2 separate regions of the Homo sapiens genome follow, and region 2 is linked to region 1. A link is an interaction called in ENCODE POLR2A ChIA-PET data of the cell type or tissue named here. Cell type or tissue: CD4-positive, alpha-beta T cell. All regions are shown on one strand. Each heading gives the region's core, and the rest is flanking DNA. Links, peaks and the distances in the headings are about the cores only.

Region 1 (16,605 bases), core at 5,482-7,981:
CTCAGTTAAGTCCTGATAGTTGGCTACACTAGGATTATTTTCTGTATTAATATCCAAATTATTAAATTTTTCATAATCTAAAGTTTTAAAATTTGTCTTCTGAAGTTAAATGCAAAAATGTTTAAAGAATTTTTTAAAACCTGGATATTTATGGTAACCATTTCTTCTAAATGAGTAATTCAGAAACCAACATCTAAGGACACAAAATCAAATATTTAAAATGTTTTAAATATGACATCATACAACTTTAACTTGTATTACCTGAAATACTCACATAGTAATTGTCATTTATTTGAACCATTGGTGCGTTCACACAGGCCCCTAAACATTCCACTTCTATAAGAGTGAAAAGTTTGTCAGGTGTAGTCTCCCCAACCTTTATTCCTAAAAATACAAATAAACACTCTAAGGACCAGGTTATATTTTAATAGTCATTTGGTTTAAAAAAAAAAAAAAGAATTTTTATAGAGGTATATTAAAAGTTTAAGACTATTAAGTTTTTTAAAAAGAGGCCAGGCGCGGTGGCTCACGCCTGTAATCCCAGCACTTTGGGAGGCTGGGGTGGGCAGATCACGAGGTCAGGAGATCTAGACCATCCTGGCTAACATGGTGAAACCCCGTCTCTACTAAAAATACAAAAAATTAGCCAGGTGTGGTGGCGGGCACCTGTAGTGCCACCTACTCGGGAGGCTGAGGCAGGAGAGTGGCGTGAACCCAGGAGGCGGAGCTTGCAGTGAGCCGAGATTGCGCCACTGCACTCCAGCCTGGGCAACAGAGCAAGACTCCATCTCCAAAAAAAAAAAAAAAAAAGTTTTTTAAAAAGAAAAAAATCCTAGGCCAGGTGGAGTGGCTCCGTCCTATAATCCCAGCACCTTGGGAGGCCGTGGTGCGAGGATGGCTTGAGCCCAGGAATTTGAGACCAGTCTGGGCAACATAGGGAGACACAGCTCTACAAAAAAATTAAAAATTTTTTTACAGTAGTAAAAATTTTTTACAGTAGTCATGATTGTGCTACTGTACTCCAGCCTGGGTGACAGAGCAAGACTCTCTCAAAAAAAAAAAACAAAAAAAAAACTCTATGTAATTTTAACATTCAAGGAAGTTTTTAGTGGACTTGTTCCTTTAAAAGCAATCAAATTTCAGAGGACTTATCACCAGTGTTTACTGTTATACAGCAGTGCATCAGGCTGTATTATTTTCATTTTGATTGTAATAATTAAACTACTAAAATCACAGTCACATTATCAGATTTGGCAAAGACTCAGAAAACTCCTAACGTCAAAGATTATCAAGGGATGTGAAGAAAATGGGTAGTCTCATACATTTAGGGAAGGCATTTGGGAAAAATACGGTAAAGTCTGACCCTACAATTCTACTTCTTGTAAACTATCTCAGCATACAACAGGACAAGTACGCAAAGATGTGTGTGTACATCAAAGTAACTGTTTGTAAAAGAAAAATGAGGCAGGCCAAGCATGGTGGCTCACACCTGTGATCCCAGCACTTGGGAGGCCAAGGTAGGAGGATTGCTTGAGGCCAGGATTTCACAACCACCAGCCTGGGCAACATAGCAAGACCCCTCTCTACAAAAACAAACAAAAATCAATTAGCTGGGCTTGGCAGCATGCACCCATAGCTACAGCTACTTGGAAGGGTGAGGCAGAAGATCACTTGAGCCCAGGAATTGGAGGCTGCAGTGAGCCATGATCCAGCCACTGCATTCCAGCCTGGTGACAAAGTGAGACCTCAACTCAAAAAAACAGAAAAAAAAAATGAGGCAGACATATATATTGTGCTGTAGAAATACAGCCAAAATAAAGTCTAAAAAGCAAGCATACATGTAGTACATTTATATATTTAATAATTAAAATGATATAAAATCTACAACTAATATATCCAATTGTTATCAGGATTTATACCTTGATGGTGTTGGGGGTGGGGGGGTTTGAGCCAACTTCAGCTGTTTTATATATTTCAATACCACCCAGCTATTTTTACAACATGCACATATTATATTCAATAACAAAATATTACTTCATTTGACATATATAGTTAGAAGTGTAGCAATGGCAGTTTTGTAGGGGAAAATGCCCATTTACTTTTAAAATGCTAATTTACTTTTCAAATGCTACTGTAATAACATCTGTTTCAAATTTCCCTTCCCAAAGCATTCTTACTATGCTTGTATCTTATTTGTTCCATGACTTCTTTAGAAGAATATAAAGACAATAATGGGTCACTTTTTAATATACCACATGCTGTCATAGAATAGTAAGTGAAACAATTTTCTAAGTGAAACAATCTTCTAAACAACGAATATTTTATAACTTCTACAAGCATTTCAAACATACTGATTAAAAAAGAAAAAATTAAAAACTCAGCTTTAACACTAAGAACTGAGGAAGAATACCAAATAGGAAGAAATAAAGATGTGGAAACACAGTAACACAAAATATTACTAGGTAAGTACAGATCCAATAAGATGGCAGAAGTTGGAAATTTTAGATAGAAATGTACCAAATCTAGAGAGACAATTCTACTTTTTATCAGTGTTACAAATATCATGTATTCCCTACCAAGCTTTTTCTGAATGGCCTCCAGTATGCTGTCAGAGTTTCGAAGCATGCAGGGTGTAGTAGTGCAGACCTGAATGTGATACTTTCCAACTGGCTTTCGATTATACATTGTATAAAAAGTTGCTACTTCATATACTCTCATTGGAGGTACTTGTAAAACTTCTGCAACCTAAAATATTAGGACATTTAAAAATAAGATAATTACAGTGTTAGTAATGGAGCTTTAATTATGTTGTACAAAGTATAATTTCAATATTGTCTCAATTTGGTAAAAACAGAAAAGTTCTTCAAGAGCAGAAAACATACTTGTCTTGGATAACTGGGAGATATAAACTCTTCAATTTTTGCAGACAATGTACTTACACTTAAACCATACAGAGCCCGAAAGTTAATGGAGTTAACAGCACTTCCTCCTTCTACCCTACTTCTCACCTCTGTAAAAGGATATTCTTTTTCTCTAAATCTTTAAGTATTTCACTATTAAGAATTTCTACTTTGATCATGTCAACTCACATTTTATAATCTGTCTAAATGGCAAAAAATTGATGGCCAAACCCCAATAAAAGAAGCAATTAGATTTTTTAAACTCTCACCAATTTTTTCCAAACAGCCTACATACAAATGGTACAGCAACAGAAAAAAAGGTTGAAAATCAAAGCTCACTATTGGCCCATATTTTAAATATGTAAACTCAAAATTTTATATCTCTACATATATGTATACACATATTATCATACACAATCACACACTCCTCTCCCAGAATCCAGCACACTACTTCTATTTCATATCACAATACTCTTTTGAAAGTTGAATCATATAGTCTAGTACTTTCTAACCCTTCACGTCAAGACATTAATAGAAAACAATTGTTTTGACATTCTGGTGTTCAGGACTAAGGGGATCACTAACTCAGCATCTTTTCTTAGGGCAAGTCTGTTAGGGAAAACGAGGATTTCTAGCTGTTTGCCAGGGCTGGTCCTTGTCTATCGTGATTTATAATTCTGTCTACAACTTTCTAGGTGACCTATTATCATTAAGACTTACTATCTGGCATTCTTAAAAATTATAGATATATCCATATTCTAATATAAAAGAAGAGCGGGCATTTCAGACAAGTATGTTAACTTTCTCATATTAGGAATTCTAAAGGAAATATATTCTCAAAAGACATCTAATCATGGCTCACTTGTGACAGATAAAGTAATTGTGCTATTTCATTCGGCAGTTCTGAATCAAGGACGTATCCCTGAATCTGGGGAGCTCTCTATCAAAATATACATGCTGGAACCCTACCAAAGGAATAATAAATCTGGAATGAGGCTCTGACTGTCTAATTAGGAAAAGACTCCTTCCTGGAATTCTGCACATCTCCCTACACCTTAGTGACGGTTAAATAAATAATTATTAAGCTTCTGGATATTTTTTGTTGTAAGGTTAGGTGTTTCATGGGTTGGGGGGAGGGGCAGTAACATTAAAATAAAAGTCCCAAATGTAAAGTGCAAAGAATCTTGAGTCTATTCCCTATACCCTACACTTCCTGCCTTTCCCCCACACAAATCCAACCCTAAATATAATAGGACAATATATAAATACATATTTTTTAAGAGATAGGGTCTCACCATCTTGCCCAGGCTGGTCTTAAGCTCAAGCAATCCTCCCACATCAACATCCTGAGTACCTGGGTCTACAGGCATGCACCACCATGCCTGTCTTATTTTTTAAATGTTTTCACTTTCAGTTTCTTATTTATTTTTATTTTGCTCTGCTAACGTGCCACTCAGCAAGATTTCCAACAGGCTTACCATTACTAAAAATATGATTTTTTCAAAATAATAACATTATAATTAGAAACATATACCTAAATCATTATAAAGTTGGCTATTTTAATTTAAAAAAATGTTAAGTAACTTCCCAAGAAATACATAATTTATCGAAGAAATAACCACCTATGTTTACTCAGGATAGTAACTCACTAAACTTGCTTTATAATATTTTTCATAGGGAAAAACCAGTGTTATAGTACTATACAATGCAAATAAAATAAAATATCAATAAACTAAATCTAAAATTTGCATTTAGGATTCTATTAGATAAATTGAGGACATTCCTATTCTCTCAGAAAGATGATTGTCTAGCCTAAGAGTTATAACCAAATTAAGTTTAGAAAGTGGTAAGAATGAAGTACAACAAAATCTCTGTTATAGTCAGTCAAGTAGAAAATGCACTGATTTAGAAATGAATTCAGTCCTAGCACTACCGCTCAGAAATCATAACTTAATAATTAGAAGAGGTCTACCTGGTTCAAAACTTTCATTGCCAATGAGGAAGTTCAGAGAAAAATCAGGTGTCTTAGTTCTAAGTCAAAAATATTTTCCATTATATAACACAGCTTAATGGTTATGTGATTCTCATCAGAATCAAATAGTATGTGGTTTGTGTATGGCACTTTATAAATGATATGCTGTAATACATCACCACACAAATGTAGTTATTTGTATTAACAGGATACGAATAAACTTGAAATTTGTATTACTGCTCAAAACTATTAGGAAAAATGAATATTATATGAATAGAGTAACTTTGAATAAAATGGGTCATCCATAGCATTTCTATAGGTCGTTGATTCCAAAGTAGCATAATCAAATTGTATAAATATCACCTATTATACAGATTTTTCTTACAGCCTACAGCCAAAGATGTAAAATATTAAAAATTTTCATACTAGTGAGCAGATCTTCTTTTCTGTAATTCTAGTGTTTAAATATTACATTAATTTTCAGAATATCTTGACACTAAGTTATACACATTTGGAATCTTTTATCTTTGACCATTTCCTTCAAAAGGAAAAAAAAAAACACATACCCTCTTTCACCATAATGCCTTCCTTATTTCCTGCAAGGTTAGAAATCACCTCTATGCATTAAGGGAATGAACAAAAACACAAAGACAATTCAAGGAAACATACAAATGGCTAAAGGGCTCCAAAATCCTAGATTCTGACACTGGAGATGATCAGAGTAATTTCTATAAAAGGAAATTATCATACACAATCTCTTCTCTTTTAGAACTAAGGCAAAAATGAATCCAGTACCTTGTTCATAGCAGAGATGGGCAACCACCCATTCTGCCTTTGGGCTAAATCCAGGACTGGAAGAACAGCTGCTGCTTTATGGCCTTCTGGATAGTTTTTTACAATTGCCTCTATCCTCTGTATAAAAGAAAGAACATCATTTTATACATCTAGAAAATATTACCTATTTGGTAAATTAATTATAATGTTAATTTAGCCATACCTTATAGTTTTCTGGTGTGAAATCAAATGGAGTATCAGGGTTATTCTCAGGAGTATCTCTGTGCTACACAACAAAAACAGTTTTTCAGACTTATCCAAATTCTCTCAAGTGTGAATGACACTGTACATTACTATACTATTACTTATTGTTTAATCTCTCCATTTTAATTCCAACATGATATATACCACCCTATCCTTCCATCAAAAAGAATGTCTAAACACACATTTGATAAGTATGATTACCAAAGTAAAGTTAGCAGAATTTAAAAATTTACAAAGGACCATTTAAAGAATAAGAGAAGTACCTTTAGGACCAAAAAAACCCAAACAACAAAAAGTGTTATCCAGCTTCATTAGAGAGTAAGATCTTCTGATAGAATTACCAAAACATTACCAATTATTGGAAGCCTTTATGAAATTAAAACACAAAATTTTAAATGTGAACATATGTGTATTTTCCCAAAAGCAAGGTTATCAGATTGTCAAAGGGATCTGGGATCCAAAAGGGTTAAGACCCATTACTTTAGGAGGGTACAAAAGGACCATCTTAAAAAAAAAAAAAAAAAAAAAAAAACAGCACCATCTCTTTCCCACGTTTTCCATAATAGCCAACAGCAAGAAGCTTTATCTCTTCTTAAAAGAGCAGAAGCAGGCCCTCTTCAAAAACTGACAAGAAATGGCATGTCAACAGGAAATCAAATGAGTCACACTGAGATTAACACTTACGATCAATTAATGTTATGTATGTGTGGTGAATACAGAAATGAATCTCTTGATATGTTAACTCTCGGAGTTCTGCTTTTTAAAGGACATAAGCCAAAAGAGGAAAGAAAACAGACACTCTGGACAATGATCTCAAATATGTGGCCAATTTGATGCTTGATATATAGCAGGAAGCTACTTCTTACACCACTAACTCTAAATCATCACACAAGTCCACTATATTGCCTTTATACTAGATTAATCCCTGAAAACAGCACCTTGTCAGAAAAGGGAGATATAATATCTTATCCTTTCCAAATTGTGCAACTAATCTGGGGAGTTCACAGACTTCTATTTATAGTTAAAACTCCGGAAACTAAAAATATAAAGACCAGCTGCTAATCTAGTTACTACATTACTAAAATCCATGAGTTTCAAACTAGTGTCATTTTGGGATTCAACAAGTTACAATCTCCAAACTCTCAGTAAGCCAACATGACTGAGAACCCAAAGTGTGATGAGAATCAGGTTAGGGCTCACACAGTAATTTCACTGGAAATAAATTCTTATTCCCAGAGTTTTCCTGATACTAATTTAAACTCATGAGGTTCAACTGGAACCAACATCTTTTGAAATGTAGTAAATTCAATTAGCTGTATGTAAATTCTCACGATGACCATCATATATCAAAGACAATGGTATTTAAGATATTTTGGATTTTTACAATGGATTTACCCCAATTTCCAAGTCTTTTCTTTCCAAAGAAATCTAAGTAATTACTTACCACAAATAAAGCTCCTCCAGCTCCATTTTGCATAACTGTCTTATGCAAATTCCTTACATGTCTTCCCTAAAATTTAAAATTTTAAGAAAGTTTAGTAAATCATAGCCTTAAAAAATTTTTCATAAAGAAATACTTTAGGATTCATAATTTACAACAATGGAATCAACTTATAAAAGATCTTAAGAAATATGGTATTCTACCCTATCCATCTCTATTTCAGGAGAGTTATTTTACAAATGGAGATTCAAAGCCAAGATTCACCCACCTAACATCACACACACGAGTCAATAGGAGAACCAGGACAACCCAGATCTGCTGACTTGTGTACCTTCCTGCCACGCTCTGCTGGCATGCATTTGGAGAATTAATGTACTATTAACTTCTTGACTTTCACTTTTGTCTGAATCAACTTGGATGCCAGCTTTCACTTAGTGTGAACCTTCATAAACATGTTTTCATTCTGTACAAATGAGTCATATACTCTGTACAAATGAGTCAACTGTATCCTCCTTCCTTTTCAATCCTTTACTAAATTAGTTCTGAAACTCCAGCCGTAAAAAGTAGTTTCTGGCCGGGTGTGGTGGTTCATGCCTGTAATCCCAGCACTTTGGGAGGCTAAGGCAAGGAGATCACGAGGTCAAGAGATCGAGACCATCCTGGCCAACATGGTAAAACCCCATCTCTACTAAGAACACAAAAATTAGCTGGGCGTGGTGGCGCACGCTGGTAGTCCCAGCTACTCGGGAGGCTTAGGCAGGAGAATCGCCTGAACCTGGGAGGCAGAGGTTGCAGTGAGCCGAGATCGCGCCACCGCACTCCAGCCTGAGCAGCAGAGCAAGGCTCCGTCTCAAAAAAAAAAAAAAAAGTAGTTTCAGAAAGCTATTTATGATGCTATGCGGACTGACAATGTTCAGTTGCTTTGGAAGGAATCTGATTATTCTCTCAGCTGCATTTCATTTCTCTTTGCCCTCTTGCTCCTACCCTCCACTCCTACCCTGTCCCCCGCCCCCAAGTATTTCAACTACTGTTCTGGATTCCTCCAATTTCTGAGTTCTACTAACCACAGACGGCAGAACACTGGCTGGGTTAAACCAAGCATGGAACTAGCAAAGAGTTGGACAATTCAAAGGCAAACATAGAAGAAAGTAAACGGAGTAATATAACACAATAGTATATTTAACTTTACCCTAGGTCCAAATGATATTTCAGTTGAAGAAATATTAATAAATAAGTTTACATGGAACATCTGCTTTAATTAACAAGAAAAGACTAAGGTACAGGATGTGAGACACACGTACAAAAGATGGGAGTGATAAATATCAATTTCAGGATAATTGGAAGGCAGGGAGGGATACAGTCAGAGGTGCACAAGGGGGCTTTGATTGTGTTGGTTTTGTTTTGAAAAATTAACTGAAACTAAAATTTAGAAGACAGTCACTGTCATCTTAGCTCAGAAAATTTTTTTAATCGAGTAACAATTTTTGAGTAACATCAGTGAGTTACTTAACTAAATTCTGAGAGAAAAGACTGTATACTTATAATAAAAGGATTAATTTTAAGAGTAGGGAAAGTATTCAGTCTTCTCCTAATTTCTGAACACTAACATTTTCTGTTTATTGGCTTTTTATCCACTCCTTGCAGGCTGTCCTCAGGGCTCAGTTCACACTCCTATCTTCTTTTCTCTATAAAGCCTTTGCCTCTGAGAACTCATCCATTAACTTGACAGTGATGAGTCTTAAATCTTACACACATTTGATGACAAGAGGCTAATAGCCTGAAGAGATCATAAATGCACTTAAAAAATGAGTAAAGATCATGAACAAAAGTTTCACAGAATTCAAACTGCTTACTAGTAACTAAAAACATACAACTTAAAATAACATTACTAGTTATCAAACTACCAAGTATCTTTTTTCTTTTAAGATAGCATTCCATTCTGTTGAGCATATAGAGAAACAAGCACACTTAAAAATTCATATAGCCTTTTAGAAAGCAAATTACCATGATATATGGAAAGCCTAAATAAGTGTCTTTTTTTTTTTTTGGAGACGGAGTTTCGCTCTTGTTGCCCAGGCTGGAGTTCAATGGCATGATCTCGGCTCACCACAACCTCTGCCTCCCGGGTTCAAGCGATTCTCCTACCTCAGCCTCCCAAGTAGCTGAGATTACAGGCATGTGCCACTACGTCTGGATAATTTTTTGTATTTTTAGTAGAGACGGGGTTTCTCCATGTTGGTCAGGCTGGTCTTGAACTCTCGATGTCAAGTGATCTGCCCGCCTCAGCTCCCCAAAGTGGTGGAATTACAGGCGTAAGCCACTGCGCCTGGCCCCAAGTGTCCATTTTTTAATTTAGTAATTCTAACCTAGGTATTTTTCCTGCAGTACAAAATGAGGATAAAGCTTTACATGAAAACATGTTGTTCCTATTATGTTTATTGCAGCAAAAACACAACCTAAAAACCCAATCTGAGCAGGTTTTAACTAAATACTAATAATTCTGACACTAGAACGTTATGTAGCTAACAAAAATATGTCGTAAAAATAATCATGTAGAAACTGGAATCAGGGTTAAACAAAACAAAAAAAACAAAAATGCATAAATTATCATCCCAATTACATTAAATACAGACACTGATTAAAAGACTAGAAGGCCATAAATAATTAAAAGTGCTTATCTCTTATTACGATGTTAATGAAATAAGGGACTCTTATTTTACATTTTTTATATTTTTCTCTATTTTCCAAATTTCCTATTAGCATGGATTAACTGGCCAAAAAAATCCTACTTAAAATAAAACACTCAGCAGGTATAAGAAAAACTTATCTCTATTGTAAAACCTATTTCTCCTTCTAACCTCCTTGTATATCAAATTAAATACCACCAAATGTCTAAATTAAAATAGCTTCCATTTTGGATTAATATTTGATCCCTTTCTCATTAATCCAGGATCTGTCATGTACTTTTACTTAAAATAAAAATATAGAGATAATCTTGAAAATTATTCTTTAGGCTTATGTTGCTACATATTGGAAAATCTATTCTGAGGCATTCTCTTGCTGACTTGTAAAGCTCTGGATACGCACATGAGTTCACAGACATATTTCTAAAAGTGGTTTGAAGTCCAAATCGTTGAAGACAGACTACTGATTGAGAAGGGTCAGGATAAAGTAGCTAAACTCTAGGAAAAAAACAGACTTTCAGATTTTTTGTAGTTGTTGAGGCCTTGGGTTTAGATTACCATTCTGCCACTTACTAACATCTGACCTAGAACAACTCACTTAATTTTTTTTTAAGCCTCAATTTCTGTACCTATAAAACAGGGTTATCTTCTTATTGGACTATTTTGAGATTTAAGTAAAGTTTCTCTGAAAGTACTATATAACCTGTAAAGCATTATCACCTGCTTAACTGACACAAGGATAAAACATTTAATAACTAAAAAAAAAAAAAAAAAAAAGATCCAAACAACTGCATTTTAAAACTACACCTATTTTTAAAAAATTGTGCTGTTAGTTGACTTTATCAAAGAGTTACTGTCAAACACAACATACTGCCAATATTCTTGCATTTGCACATAATTATTTTTTCTTTATATCCATATGTATAATGCTTATACTTTTTCTAGTAAAATTATAATGTATTTGATGGTTAAAAAACCATCTACTTCTCCACTGAAATTAATTCATAAATTTCTCTTTTAGTTAAAGAAAGTGGGGAAGGAGGAAGAAATAGGCTGGTAGAAAGATTTCCATGGGTCTTAGGTTTGTGCATTTGGTGAGCAGCAGCACTGAACAGCTTTTGTTTAAGACCATCTTTTCTATTATTTTTGTATAAAATACCTTCTCCTGGGGCAAAAGTTGAGTGAGTTTTCTTACAGACAGGGTTTCCCAAGCTCAAGGTCCCTTAGCAGTGATGCACAGCACTCACCTAGGCTGTTCCATGTCACTCCCATTGTAGCAGGACAAGCCACAGACAAAACCCCTCAGACACTGAGAAGGAAGGGCTTTATTCAGCCGGGAGCTTCGGCAAGACTCTTGTCTCCAACAACCGAGCTCCCCAAGTGAGCAATTCCTGTCCCTTTTAGGGGCTCACAACTCTAAGGGGGTCTGTTTGGGAGGGTCGTGATCGATTGAGCAAGCAGGGGGTAGAATGGAACAGAACAGGACAGGGATTTTCACAGTGCTTTTCTATACAATGTCTGTAATCTATAAATAACCAATTAGGTCAGGGGTTGATCTTTACCAGGCCCAGGGTGTGGCACCGGGCTATCTGCTTGTGGATTTCATTTCTGCCTTTTAGTTTTTACTTCTTCTTTTTTTGGAGGCAGAAATTGGGCATAAGACAATATGAGGGGTGGTCTCCTCCCTTACCGTGAGATATGAATGTCAAAGGGAACTGACATGAAGTTCATGCTGCCTACTGACCCAGGATGCTGCCTCCTGCCAGCATCCATGAAACTGAGGCAGGTTAACTTGTTAGCTTACAAATGGGGTAAAATTTCAGATCTGTCAAAGTTCTTAAGAAAGTCAATAAAATCTAGAAATGTGCCAGTTTCCATTTTTTACTGCTTTTTCTATCAAAATATCTCAACAGAGACATCATAAAAGAAACCAGTAACAGCTGCTGTCTCTAAGGAGAGGAATCAAGATCTGGAGTGGGAAGAAAATTTAGTCTTTACTGCCAGGCAGAATATTAAACACTTTCCATGAAATACATCTCTTAATGCTCTCAAGAAGCATTAAATACCTATCAAGTACCTATGTACCTATGAAGTACATACTGTTATTATTCTGTTTTTACAAATGAGGAAACAGGCTCTGGAGCTGAGCTTTTAACTGTTTTGTTGTATTGTCTCTCCATATGTAGAGTATTTATGGAATATTAGATAACAGTGATACATCCCACTTTCAGAGGTGTTAGAATGTGGAAAGTTAGAAGGTGGGATGTATCATGGGTTAACATATATAATATATGCAACATATATTTTTTATCATAATACATATTCTTGTATCCCTACTCTGTACTGTTATGTATATATACTATAATATGTAGCCTTGCTTACTGTTTGAATTTTTTGCCATTATATGTATTACATTTAAACTTTTAAAAACCAATGAAGGGCCGGGTACAGTGGCTCATGCCTGTAATCCCAGCACTTTGGGAGGCCAAGGCAAGCGTATCACTTGAGGTCAGGAGTTCAAGACCAGCCTGGCCAACGTGGTGAAACTGCATCTCTACCAAAAAATACAAAAATTGGCCGGGTGTGGTGGCGCACACCTGTAGTCCCAGCTACTCAGGAGGCTGAGGTGGGAGAATCGCCTGAACCTGGGAGGTGAAGGTTGCAGTGAGCTGAGATCACACCACTGCACTCCAGTCTGGGTGACAAAGTGAGACCCTGTCTCAAAACAAAAACAAACAAAAAAACCCAATGAAGTCTTTAGTTCTTTCCCTGTCTTACTATCACCACTATTTCAGACATTATTTCATGTCTGTGCATTACTGTAAGTCTTCTGGCTGATCCCTTTTTCTCAATCCAAAACATCCTGTCTAATATCACCAAACTAATTTTAAAAGTACCATCCTTCTGGCCAGGCGCAGTGGCTCACGTCTGTAAACCCAGCACTTTGGGAGGCCAAGGTGGGCAGATCACAAAGTCAGGAGTTCGAGATCAGCCTGGCCAATATGGTGAAACCCCATCTCTACTAAAAATACAAAAATTCACCGCGTGTGGTGGCGCACACCTGTAGTCCCAGCTACTTGGGAGGCTGAGACAGGAGAATTGCTTGAACCCAGGAGGTGGAGGTTGCAGTGAGCTGAGATCGAGCCACTGCATTCCTGCCTGGGCGACAGAGCGAGATTCTCTATCAAAAAAAAAAAAAAAAAAACCCTTCTGATGCTGAGTGTGGTGTAAAAGATGACCAACACCAAACACGTTCTAGTATATGAAATGTCAATTTCATCATTTCTAATAAACACATTTTCCACATTCTAGCACCTCTGAAGGTGGGATGTATCACTGTTATCTAATATTCCATAAATATCCTATGTATGGAGAGACAATATAGCAAAATGGCTAAAAGCTCAGCTCTAGAGCCTGTTTCCTCATTTATAAAAACAGAAAAATAACGGCATGTACTTCATAGGGTTCTTGAGAGCATTAAAAGATGTACTTCAGGCCGGGCACAGTAGCTCATGCCTGTAATCCCATCACTTTAGGAGGCTGAGGCGGACGGATCACCTGAGGTCATGAGTTCGAGACCAGCCTAGCCAACATGATGAGACCCCATCCCTACTAAAAATACAAAAATTAGCTGGGCGTGGTGGCACGTGCCTGTAATCCCAGCTAACCAGGAGGCTGAGGCAGGAGAATCGCTTGAACTCAGGATGCAGAGGTTGCAGTGAGCCCAGCTCGTGCCACAGCACTCCAGCCTGGGCAACAGAGTGAGACTCTGTCTCGGGGGGAAAAAAAAAAGATGTACTTCATGTAAAGTGCTTAATATTCTGCTTGGCAGATGGTAAGTACTGTATTAGTGTTGGCTATCATTAGCTATTATTATTAGAAGTACTATGTGTCAGGCACTAAGCTTTTTACACATTATTTAATTCTTAAAGTTTCCTGCAAGGTGGGTATTATTCCCAGAAATTTAAATGAGTTATGAAAACTTCTCAAGGTTAGGTCACATCACTAATTATTGGCAGAAATTATGTTAGATCCTAGGGCCAGATGATTACAAAGGCCATGACCTTATTATTAGCCACCTGACTGTTTGATGACATCAAAGCTTTAAAAGAACATAGTAGGTCTAAGAAACCAAGGAGTTTAAGGAAGAAAATCAGGCCTCCATATATACAGGCAGGCAGATAAGAAATGAAAAGCCCTGCCTCCTTGGCTTACAATGCTCCTGTTAAGAGAGAAAGATGCAAGTTATTTAATCTTTTTTTAATCCTTGCCACCCTTCTCTTCTATTCCTGCAAAAAACCTGAACGTATACACACTAGCATAACATTTGAGCAACTTAATTTCAAAGTCCGAAGTCGACCTCTTCAAAGTTGTATAAGAAGGGCTGAGATAATGTTTATAAAATAAAAGAAGCTGGCCAGACACGGTGGCTCACACCCATAATCCCAGAACTTTGGAAAGCCAAGCCCCATAGATCGCTTGAAGCCAGGGGTTTGATATCAGCGTGGGCAACATGGTGAAACCCTGTCTCTACAAAAAATACAAAAGTTAGCCAGGCATGGTGGCACATGCCTGTAGTCCCAGCCACTTGAGAGGCTGAGGTGGGAGCATCGCTTGCGCCCAAGAGGTTGAGGTTGCAGCGAGCCATGATCATGCACTGCACCCAAGCCTGGGAGACAGAGTGAGACCCTGTCTCAAAAAAGTAGTAAGTAAACAAACAATAAAGAAAGAAACAAACTAAATAGTGAAGATAAACTGATAAATCTTAGCTCTCGGTTTTTTTCAACTGGCATAAACTGTTATTCATCCCTATCAAGTTACAGGTGGCCTGAAAATGGCTTTGAAAATTGTTTTTTTGGTGTGTTTAAAGAATATCACCTATTTTACATTCATTGTAATGTCTACGTCAGACACTTTCAATAAAGGAATAAAACATTAAAAGTTCTCATTAACATCTTTACACTACTTACTGGGCCATTTCAATTTTGTTTCACTTTGAAATAAAGAGGCATTCCAGGACCAGGCTTAAAACTGGAAAAAACAACCTAGCTAGGCTGGAATGATTCAAAGAATAAGCTGAGTTCCCACCCACCCCCTTCTTTGAGTACAGTCTAGTCTTTTCTCTAGAATCTAGCTTCTCATTAGACTCTGAAATGTCTATACCTCAAGAAATTCCAATTGAGTCCAATTGAAAATCCAAGTAACTTCCTTTTTTTAAGAAGAAAAGCATGCAACCAAGTAACTTTTTTAAGTAAATAAGATCATAACCTAATATACAGCTCAAAATTAACAGTGGGTTTGAATTCTAGCTTATTTTTTTTTCAGTGTTTCAGAAGGAAAAGAAAAGATTTAAGCAGGCCAAAACAGTGACTGCCTTTTCGTTGGAGTCAAGTAAACTTGAGTGCCTCTGTGTTAAGCTCTTCTACATACTTTTTTTCGTCGATTCCTAAAAAATCTGTAGTGAGTCATTATTTCCATTTTACATTTAGAGAAACTCAGGCTCAAAGACAGTAACTTGCCCCATACCGCACAATTAGTGACAGACCTGGATTTTGAGCCCAGGCTCTTTCAATCTAAGGGCCCTGTGCTCTTTCTACCAGCCTTTCCCTTTTACTGTCACTGGCAATACCAATAGCTCAAAATGACAAAAATTAAAGTTTTATATTCTCCCCAATAGGATTCCTTAATTGTCTTTTCATGGGCTCTACTCTTTTTCTGAATTTCTTCTGTTGTTCAAACAATACTACCATCCAACGAAGCTCACTTTTCAGTTCTATCAGACATTTGCATTATAAATGCATCCAGCTAAGAGAAGTTAATAAGAGACTAAGAAGCTGTAAGACAAAACTGACAGAAGCAGTAATCTAATTAGTCAGAAAGACAAGACTAAGGTCAGGCAATTCAAAAACCCTTCTTTTTTCCTTTATTAGAGGCCAACTAAGGCAAGGAATATACCTTTTAGATGATCCCTAATATTTACAGATTAAATCCACCAAGATATCTATTTGCCTGTGCAAGAGTCACAGTGCACACATGAAACATCTCTAGTGAATCCAAAGTGGTCTGAGGTCCCTCCGTGCCTTCCTCTCACTGTTCACAACATCTGCTGACTTGTTACCTACAGCCTCCCCTATTGCCAGCTCAAGCAAGAAAACTGAAACCTCCTAAAAAAGTCAGGGTCTGCAATACATTCATTCAGACTAGGTAATTTTACATTTAAAAAAAATCCTTGAGGCTGGGTGCAGTGGCTCATGCCTGTAATCCCAGCACTTTGAGAGCCGAGGCAGGTGGATCACTGGAGGTCAGGAGTTTGAGACCAGCCTAGCCAACATGGTGAAACCCCATCTCTACTAAAAGTACAAAAATTAGCCGGGTGTGGTGGCACGCACCTTTAATCCCAGCTACTTGGGAGGCTGAGGCAGGAGAATCGCTTGAACCCGGGAGGCAGAGGTTGCAGTGAGCCAAAATCACGCCACTGAACTCCAGCCTGGGCAACAGAGTAAGACTCTGTCTCAAAAAAAAAAAAAAAAAAATTCCATGAAAAACAAAAGTTTTTCAGTGCATTTTATT
Region 2 (2,500 bases), core at 1-2,500, 74 kb before region 1:
TTGATGCATAGTAAAGTTTGAGAACCACTATTATTTACCAATAAAGAAGAAAATATGTAAGGATCACAGGAACCAAAGAATAATCTATCCAGGCCAGTAGATTACAACCCTATTTCTTAAATCAGAAAACCAGAAATGGATTTATAATTCATTTTAGAAAAAGAATGACATACCAAACAAAAATACTAAGTACTCGCCCAATCAGGTGAAGTGACCTATAGGTATTATAAAGTTCACTCCTATAATCAAAACATCCAAATTGATACAGCACATCTAAAACTGGGGTATGACAACTCCTTTGTGAGAAATGTGCTTCATACTGAGAACTAAGCCACACTGCCTTAGCAGGAGATCTTAAAAGAACATTCCCCAAGCTATGATAATAAGTGATAATTTATCATGATTGTAGAAACTCTCAAAAGCAAATGAAAAGTAGATTCAGACTATAAAAGATACCAGTTTTCAACCCAAGATGAAAAATAAAGGAGGGATGAGGAGGAAAAAGGGGCATAACAAATTAATGTCATTTTTTTTAAAGTAGCAATAAAACCAAAAGATGACTCTAAAAGAGCAAATAAATTAACAAACCTTTGGTGAACTTAATAATGAAAAACAGAGAAAAGATAAAAACAACCAAACAAACAAAAAAAAACCACTGAGATTGAGCCTGAATACAACTAGAGAGGGAATATTAAAAAGTTATGAAAGAATGCTGTTGGCTGGGCATGGTGGCTCATGCCTGTAATCCTAGCACTTTGGGAGGCAGAGGTGGGTGGATCACTTAAGCCTAGGAGTTTGAGACCAGCCTGGGCCACACAGGGGGACCCTGACCTTGTTTCTGTAAAAAAATTTAAAAATTAGCCAGGCATGGTGGCATGCGCCTGTGTTCCTAGCTACTTGGGAGGCTGAGGCAGGAGGACTGCTTGAGCTGGGAGGATTGAGGCTATAGTGAGCCATGTTCTTCGCCACTGTGCTCCAGGCTGGACAACAGAGTGAGATCCTGTATCCAAAAAAAAAAAAAAAAAAATGCTGTACTCAATTTTATACTATTAAAAAACTTACAGCCTGTAAAAATGGGTAATTTCCTTGGAATATATGGATTACTAAAAACTAGCTCATGACAGGATGACAGGAAGGGAAAACCAGAACAGACCAATTACCACAGAAAACAGTAAATCAGGCTGGGTGCAGTGGCTAAAATCTGTAATCCCAATGCTCTGGGAGGCTGAGGCGGATGGATCACTTGAGGACAGGAGTTTGAAACCATCCTGGGCAACGTGGTGAGACCTCATCGCCATAAAAAATTTTTAAAAACTAGCTGGGCGCAATGGCACACACCTGTAGTCCCAGCTACTCGGGAGGCTGAGGCAGAAGGCTGCAGTGACCTATAATCATGCCACTGCATTCCAGGCTGGGTGACAGAGCAGAGCAAGACCCTGTCTCTAAAAAAAAAGGAGGAAAAAAAAAGATAAATCCATAGTGAAATGTATGTTTAAAAAGGCACCTACTCCACAAGATTTTACAATAGAGTTTTAACCAAAAAAACAAAAATTCAAGAAGCAGGTATTTCCCATGTCTTATAAATACCAGAGCACAGAAAGATTAGAAGTTACCCAATTCATTTTAGAAGTCTAAAATGAAATTGATACCAAAAAACAGCACAAGATACAAAATTATAGACAAAAATCCACTTATGAACTTAAATGCAAAAGTCCTAAACAGACTATCAAGCCAAATTCAATTCTTAGAATATATTATAATCAAGCAGGGCTCATCTAGAGAATGCAAGGACAGTTCACTGATAGAAAACCTCTTAATTCATTGTATCAAAAGATTAAAGAAAACCCTATGATGGCAAGAACAAAGTGACAAGAATAACATCTACATTCATTCTTGATCAATTTCCAAGCTTTCAACTAACATCCTCGAGCTATTTTTTCACTTCTGCCAATGGAGCTTCAAAAACAAGGTGTTTTGCTTATAAGGTTACTTAAAATGTAGGTTTTATTATATGGTGAGACCAACAAATCAGGATATTACTGCTATGGAAAAGATTGTTACTCACAGTTCCAAGGGGTGGGGAGCATGCCATGCCACATCATGCCACTCCAGACCACACAGGGAAGTACCAGGGTGGTTGGTCAAGAGGTAAAAGAAGAAAGGTGAAATGTGAGCAAGAGCCTTTACTGTAGTTTCTACAGGAAAAAAAGTGTGAAGCAGGGTAAGCAGGCTTGGGATTGGCTACCTTGAATAATTTCAGTGGGTTCTGGGGTATGGGAGCTGTTTCTCTAATTGGTGCCTGGTTCTGGGGTGATTAGGACAGATGGCCAGTGGCCCAGAGTGTGAGAGCCCAACAAAGTTGGGGGTTTGGATGTGGGGTCTAGATAGGTCGGTCTGAGAGTGAAAGATTTGCTCACAGTGAGTTTATTATCTCTAGGAACTGGCTAGCCCTGGAAGATACAGTCTCTCAATGCTCAGCAAGGCCTCAGAAGTCAAAGCA

What was found. Peaks named below come from ENCODE experiments on the same cell type or tissue, not always from the same donor. Only the 100,000 strongest peaks of a DNase experiment are listed, where the experiment ranks them.
Region 2: POLR2A ChIA-PET joins it to region 1 with 6 read pairs; 6 of 35 experiments call an interaction of 5 or more read pairs at or near these places.

The regions. Positions count from the first base shown.
Region 1 is chr18:9,108,653-9,125,257 of GRCh38, reverse strand. NDUFV2 (NADH:ubiquinone oxidoreductase core subunit V2) reads right to left here. Exons shown (of 8, transcript NM_021074.5): 2 at 7,355-7,420; 3 at 5,870-5,932; 4 at 5,668-5,784; 5 at 2,577-2,745; 6 at 275-384. It overlaps NDUFV2-AS1 (NDUFV2 antisense RNA 1), which reads left to right. Exons shown (of 3, transcript NR_110772.1): 3 at 3,802-3,993. Among named protein-coding and RNA genes, the nearest start is that of NDUFV2, 14 kb to the right of the region's middle. RefSeq lists an enhancer at 11,361-11,610. In CD4-positive, alpha-beta T cell, for the core only: no CTCF peak of the experiment used is centred there; DNase peaks (open chromatin) are centred at 6,547 and 7,757; H3K4me3 peaks cover 1,855 bases; H3K27ac peaks cover 2,454 bases.
Region 2 is chr18:9,191,663-9,194,162 of GRCh38, reverse strand. The region is part of intron 2 of ANKRD12 (ankyrin repeat domain 12); the gene reads right to left. Among named protein-coding and RNA genes, the nearest start is that of ANKRD12, 56 kb to the right of the region's middle. In CD4-positive, alpha-beta T cell, for the core only: no CTCF peak of the experiment used is centred there; no DNase peak of the experiment used is centred there.